Linked DNA regions of Homo sapiens: region 1 is linked to region 2. Evidence: chromatin loops called from intact Hi-C (ENCODE). Cell type or tissue: GM12878. All regions are shown on one strand. Links, peaks and the distances in the headings refer to the core of each region. The heading gives the core; the rest is flanking DNA.

Evidence for each region. Hi-C counts contacts between places; a loop is a spot of excess contacts. Peaks named below come from ENCODE experiments on the same cell type or tissue, not always from the same donor. Only the 100,000 strongest peaks of a DNase experiment are listed, where the experiment ranks them.
Region 1: it touches region 2 in a loop (9-fold over the local background); 1 of 110 quality-filtered maps calls a loop at or near these places.

What each region holds. Positions count from the first base shown.
Region 1 is chr2:13,045,591-13,048,516 of GRCh38, forward strand. All of the region lies in intron 1 of LOC105373436 (a long non-coding RNA gene), which reads left to right. Among named protein-coding and RNA genes, the nearest start is that of MIR3125, 310 kb to the left of the region's middle. In GM12878, for the core only: no CTCF peak of the experiment used is centred there; a DNase peak (open chromatin) is centred at 1,274.
Region 2 is chr2:14,902,806-14,905,731 of GRCh38, forward strand. It overlaps a transcript of NBAS not described here. Among named protein-coding and RNA genes, the nearest start is that of LRATD1, 270 kb to the left of the region's middle. RefSeq lists a silencer at 1,194-1,243. In GM12878, for the core only: a CTCF peak has its summit at 1,184 (motif pointing right); a DNase peak (open chromatin) is centred at 1,196.

The sequences.
Region 1 (2,926 bases), core at 283-2,782, 1.9 Mb before region 2:
AACTTTACAAAAAAACAAACAATACCATCAAAAATTGGGCAAAGGGTATGAACAGACACTTCTCAAAAGAAGACATTCATGCAACCAACAAACTTATGAAAAATAGCTCAACATCACTGATCATTAGAGAAATGCAGTTCAAAACCACAATGAGATATCATCTCATGCCAGTCACTATGGTGATTATCAAAATGTCAGGAAACGATAGATGCTGGCGAGGCTGTGGGAAAATAGGAATTCTTTTACACTGTTGGTGGGAATGTAAATTAGTTCAACAATTGTGGTAGATGTGTGGCAATTCCTCAAGGATCTAGAACCAGAAATACCATTTGACCCAGCAATCCCATTACTGGGTATATACCTAAAGGAATATAAGTTTGCCTACTTTCTACTTCAAAGTATTTGTGGAAAGAATGTGACAGATCAACAGATAAATACATTTTGAAAATGACTGGACTGGGTAGTCTTTCAGTCCTTCTATCCTGACATTGTAAGGTCCATAATGACAACAGGTATAGTAACTTGAGTTAACAAAGGTTTTCATATGCAGGGACTTGATGGGATTCATCACAACCTTGCAAATAATGTTCTGTAGCAAAAAGTCATTCAATTTTGAATGAGAAGATCTGGGTATACAACGTGATTCACCATTAGGAGGTATATTAGTCAAAACATGGAAAATATTTAAGCCTTATTATCCTTTTTTATAACTTGGGATCTGTAAGACTGCTTTGTGAATTTCACTGTGTTATTATGAAGATTATTATAATAACATATGGGACATTTCTTTGTAAACCATAATATGGCCATGAAAATATTAGTGTTTTTATATCTCTTGCTATTGTTATCTCAATCTTTTCTATTCAATTTTTCATAGAAGAATTTAAGTCTTCACCTAAGATCACAGCATTAAGATTTATTTTTGAGTTTGTCCAGTGAAGTACTCTTTCCTCATAAAATAATACATTTTGATGACATTAAGAAAAAAAAACCCAGAAGAAGCTACCATTAATATTACCATGTTTTGACTTAGTATTTATAAGGAAACATAATTTCTAAATAAGTAAAAATATATTTGGTATGATTTATTTAAATTTCATATTGAACATTTATTTATGATTCTTCACAAGTATTTCTGATATTCTCGTTTTCACCAGAAGAGGCCACTATGACCAAACTTTCTGAATTTATTATCAATTTGAACAATTCCATTTAGTTTAGAAAATTGTTATGCATGTCAAAAGTCAATGATCAGGAGTAAGTCTTTTTCCTCTTTAAGCTCCTTTTGAAAAGCAGCCTTCCAACTGAGAGTAGTAAACATATACATTCTTCCCTCTGATTTCTTGTAAAAAGCCACAGTTTTAAAGGTTGATAGACATAGATTCAAGTCTTAGTTCTACCACAGAGACAAACTGCTTAACCTTGGCAAATAGCTTAAACTTGTTCACTTTTCTAAAAAGAAAATAATGATATCTAGCTTTTTTTTAAAGATTAAATAAGCTATGATTACTAAATTACTTAAAACAGTGGCTTAACACAAATGAACAAATACTAGTTCCGGTTACTCTAGAATGTCTGGTATATCCTTTGTCAGCAAGCAGTTTTTAACGGATCCTAAAATGCTTTAGGTATTTTTACGTGAAAATGAAAAAAATGAATGGAAGATCAATTTCAAGAATGTTTACGAGGTTAATATGCGGAAGTTTGAATAGTTGATGAGGGGAGATTATGAATTTATTTGTTTTTTTTCTATAAAGTACATAATTTCACAGTGGCTCATGCATGTGACCCTAGCACTTTGAGAGGCAGAGGTGGGCAGATCACTTGAGGTCAAGAGTTCAAGACCTGCCTGGGTAATATGATGAAACCCCATCTCTACCAAAAATACAAAAATTAGCTAGGTGTGGTGGCATGCACCTGTAATCCCAGCTACTTGGGAGGCTGAGGTGGGAGAATTTGCTAGAACCTGGAAGGCAGAGGTTGCAGTGAGCCAAGATCGCACCACTGCACTTCAGCCCAGCGAGAGAGCAAGACTCTATTTCAAAAAAAAAAAAAAAAATCTTTTAAAATAGCATATATTACTTTGGAACTATAAAATATTAAAATTAATGAACAATAACAACACACTGTGCTTTAGATACTTTTTCTACTTCTGTAATCATTTAGCACATAGCTGTATGTAAAACAAACTAAAATACTAAAAGAAATGCTCATTTGTAGCCTGTCAGTATGGACCCATGCTATCCTTTTGGGTTAGAGCTATTGAATGTTTTTCTTTTTATTGTATCATAAGAAAATGTTAATAGAATATGGTTACAATGGAAAAATAATTATTCAGAACTTAAAACATAGGTGAAGAAAACCTCTGAAGAGGAGTCCTTTTGGAATACCATCAGTGGTAAATATGAGAAACTTACCATAATGACTTTTCTAAAATATGTAAATCTCCACAATATGTTCTGATTTTCTGAAGATCAAGCCAAAAAAATAGAATAATTATACTTCAGTGATTATTTTAATGACTTATAGATAGAAATTTAATGACTTATAGACAGCTGTGCAATTTTCACAAGGTTAAACCGTATCGATAGTGTGGTTCAAGTTAAATATTTTTCCTTTCAATATAAAAATCTCTCATGCTTATATAGAGCTTTTCAAAGACTTGTGCATTTATCACACTTGTCATAAAATCACTTACATAAATAGAACATTTAAAATAAAGGATCTCACAATATCCGTTTTTAAATAGGTTGAAATTAAAATTTGTCACGTAATTTTCATCTGCTTGTTTATTAACAGCATAAAGAAGCCGTGCAACCCAACATAAGAATTTCAGCTCTACATGATACTTCTCTGTGCCCACTTATTGCCTTACTCAATTTGAGGTAACACTTTTCAGAACCTTGTATTAAATCACTTTTTTGTT
Region 2 (2,926 bases), core at 89-2,588:
TCAAAGCCAGAAAGTCTGAGAAGAAGGGGTTCCAACAAAATCCACACAAATAGTTATTATTAGAGCACATTGGCCATTCTGAGGAAAATAAACAAGGTGAGAATGTTCTGTCAGGGAACCAAAGAATAGGCAGTCACATGGGTAAGCCCATGATAAAAGCTAGGCTAAAAGAAGAGAGACAGCAAAGGCACAGTTTGAACCAATGGCAAAGACCCATCCCAGTGAAAGGCAATTTGTGGCAAGAAGCTTTGATGAATGAAAAAAAAAAATGAAAAAATAAGAGAACAAACCAAGACCTTCTACATACAGTGTCTTGGCCTCTCCAGGGTGTCCTAGCGTGTAAGGGCCAACCACAATATTTTGCAACCCATTTTCTAGTGGTGGCCAAGCCTTTTAATGATAATACAAGCAATTCCATCTGCAGAAGATGGTTAAATTCAGTCAGTATTAGCATCTTCTGAATGTCACAGGATCTCTACATGCTACATCCAGACTTTTTTAAATTTGTGAAATAAGCTTTGCAAAAAAAAAAAAAAGAAAGAAACATGTTGAAAATAAAAACCAGAAATTGGTAAAGCCAAATGAAAAATACATATAAAGTATTTTCCAAGAGTGTTGATAACAGCCTTGTGTGTTCAGAAGACACCCCCAGGTGACAAAGTGGACCTGGCCCAGCACTTCAGGAAAAGCTGCTCCCATGTGACTCCCACCACTTTGAAGGAGTACCTGTCATTGGCCTTTCACTGAAATGCATGAAAAGAAAACAATAGGGGGTGGAGGAGAATCTTAAAGCCACATTGGCAGTATCACTATCCCCAGAACCAGCTTCTCACTAGAACTGAAACGAGACACTTTGAGGAAAACTTTCACGTTAGTACAAAAACCACACAACTGTTTTCACAGGAGCAGAATAATGATCAAAATCATGGTTTCAAAGGAATCGGGGAGCAAAAGTCAACACTGGAGCTCAACATTGCCTTTTTACAGCTGAGAAAATCGAAGTTCAGGGGAGAAGCATGCCTGTCCCCCCCATCCCCCTGTCACACCTGATGGGATGTTAGACACAGCAGGGCCTGAGGGTGGGGGGAGGCGTGCCCAGCAAGGCAGAGGGCAATGGAAAGAGGAGACCCAGGAGAAGTGCCGGTTACCACCTGCAGGGGGCGGCATCGAGCGCCCTCCATAGGCTACCCCATTAGGTTGGGCGAGGCGCTCCCTTCTGGACACTCAGAGAAACGGGGGCATTTCTCATTTTGTGTTTTCACATTTTATAATTATCTGTATTTTTCTTTTCCATCTAGACCACCAGCTCTAAGAGGGCAAGGGATGTGTATTAGTCAGAGTTCTACAGAGAAACAGAACTAATAGGATAAATGTACATATGAAAGGGAGTTTATTAGGGAGAACTGGCTCACACGATCACGAGGTGAAGTCCTACCATACGCCATCTGCAAGCTGGGGAAGAAGGAAGCCAGTAATGGCTCAGTCTGAGTCCAGAAACCTCAAAAACAGGAAAGTCGACAGTGCAGCCTTCAGTCTGTGACCCAAGGCCCGAGAGCCCCTGGCAAACCACTGATATAAGTCCAAGAGTCCAAAGGCGGAAGAACCTGGATTGTGATGTCCAAGGGCAGGAAGCATCCAGCACGGGAGAAAGATGGAGGCTGGAAGACTCAGCAAGTCGGCTTATCCCACCTTCTTCCAGTATGACAGGCTGATAGGCTGTGTCACAGTCAGCTGTAACTCAGTATGATAGGCTGTGTCACAGTCAGCTGTGACTCAGTATGATAGGCTGTGTCACAGTCAGCTGTGACTCAGTATGATAGGCTGTGTCACAGTCAGCTGTGACTCAGTATGATAGGCTGTGTCACAGTCAGCTGTATACACTGAACTGAACACCTGCTATTCTGGCAGGCACTGTGCGCAATTTGTGTCTACGTATTTCATCTAATCCTAAAAGTAACTCTAGGCCGGGCGCGGTGGCTCAAGCCTGTAATCCCAGCACTTTGGGAGGCCGAGGCAGGCGGATCACAAGGTCAGGAGATCGAGACCATCCTGGCTAACACGGTGAAACGCTGTCTCTACTAAAAATACAAAAAATTAGCCAGGCGCAGTGGCGGGCGCCTGTAGTCCCAGCTAATTGGGAGGCTGAGGCAGGAGAATGGTGTGAACCCGGGAAGCGGAGCTTGCAGTGAGCCGGTCGCACCACCGCACTCCAGCCTGGGCGACAGAGTGAGACTCCGTCTCAAAAAAAAAGAAGTAACTCTGAACAGTAGGTGTTTATGCTCTGTTCCAGGCGCACTGGCAGCAGATTGGATGGTGCCCACCCACATTGAAGGTGGGTATTCCTCTCCAGTTCACAGACTCAAATGTCCATCTCCTCTGGCAACATCTTCACAGACACACCCAGAAATACTTTACCAGCCATCTAGACATCTTTCAATCCAATCAAGTTGACATCTAATATTAACCATCACTGTGCGCAACCTATTAAATGGAGTAACTCTAGTGAGTGCTCAGTAAATGTTTGTTGAATAAACAAATGGATGAACGAACTAACTGAAGACTCCAAAAGTAAATTGTTGAAGAACCCAGACATGGAACCATAAAACCAGAGCAGAGAACCACATGCTGCTCAGTGCCTCCTGTGCCCAGCTGTCCCGCTCGGTGGCTGCGGGAGACTTGGGCCAACAACCCAACTCTCTCTGGTGCCCCTGCCTTGCTCTCTGTGGACTCCTCAGGGAATAAGTAACCAAATAGCCTGGCCAACAGAGAAATAAACAAGATCTGTCAAATGCCGATGACCTATTTATCTGCCTCCTTCATGTGTTTTGAACTGAATGCCATGTGAGAAAAGTGACCTGGTTGAAGTGTTTGTAATCTGGGAAGATCAAAATAAGATTCATCCTAATGAAAGCATTGCAGGCCACAC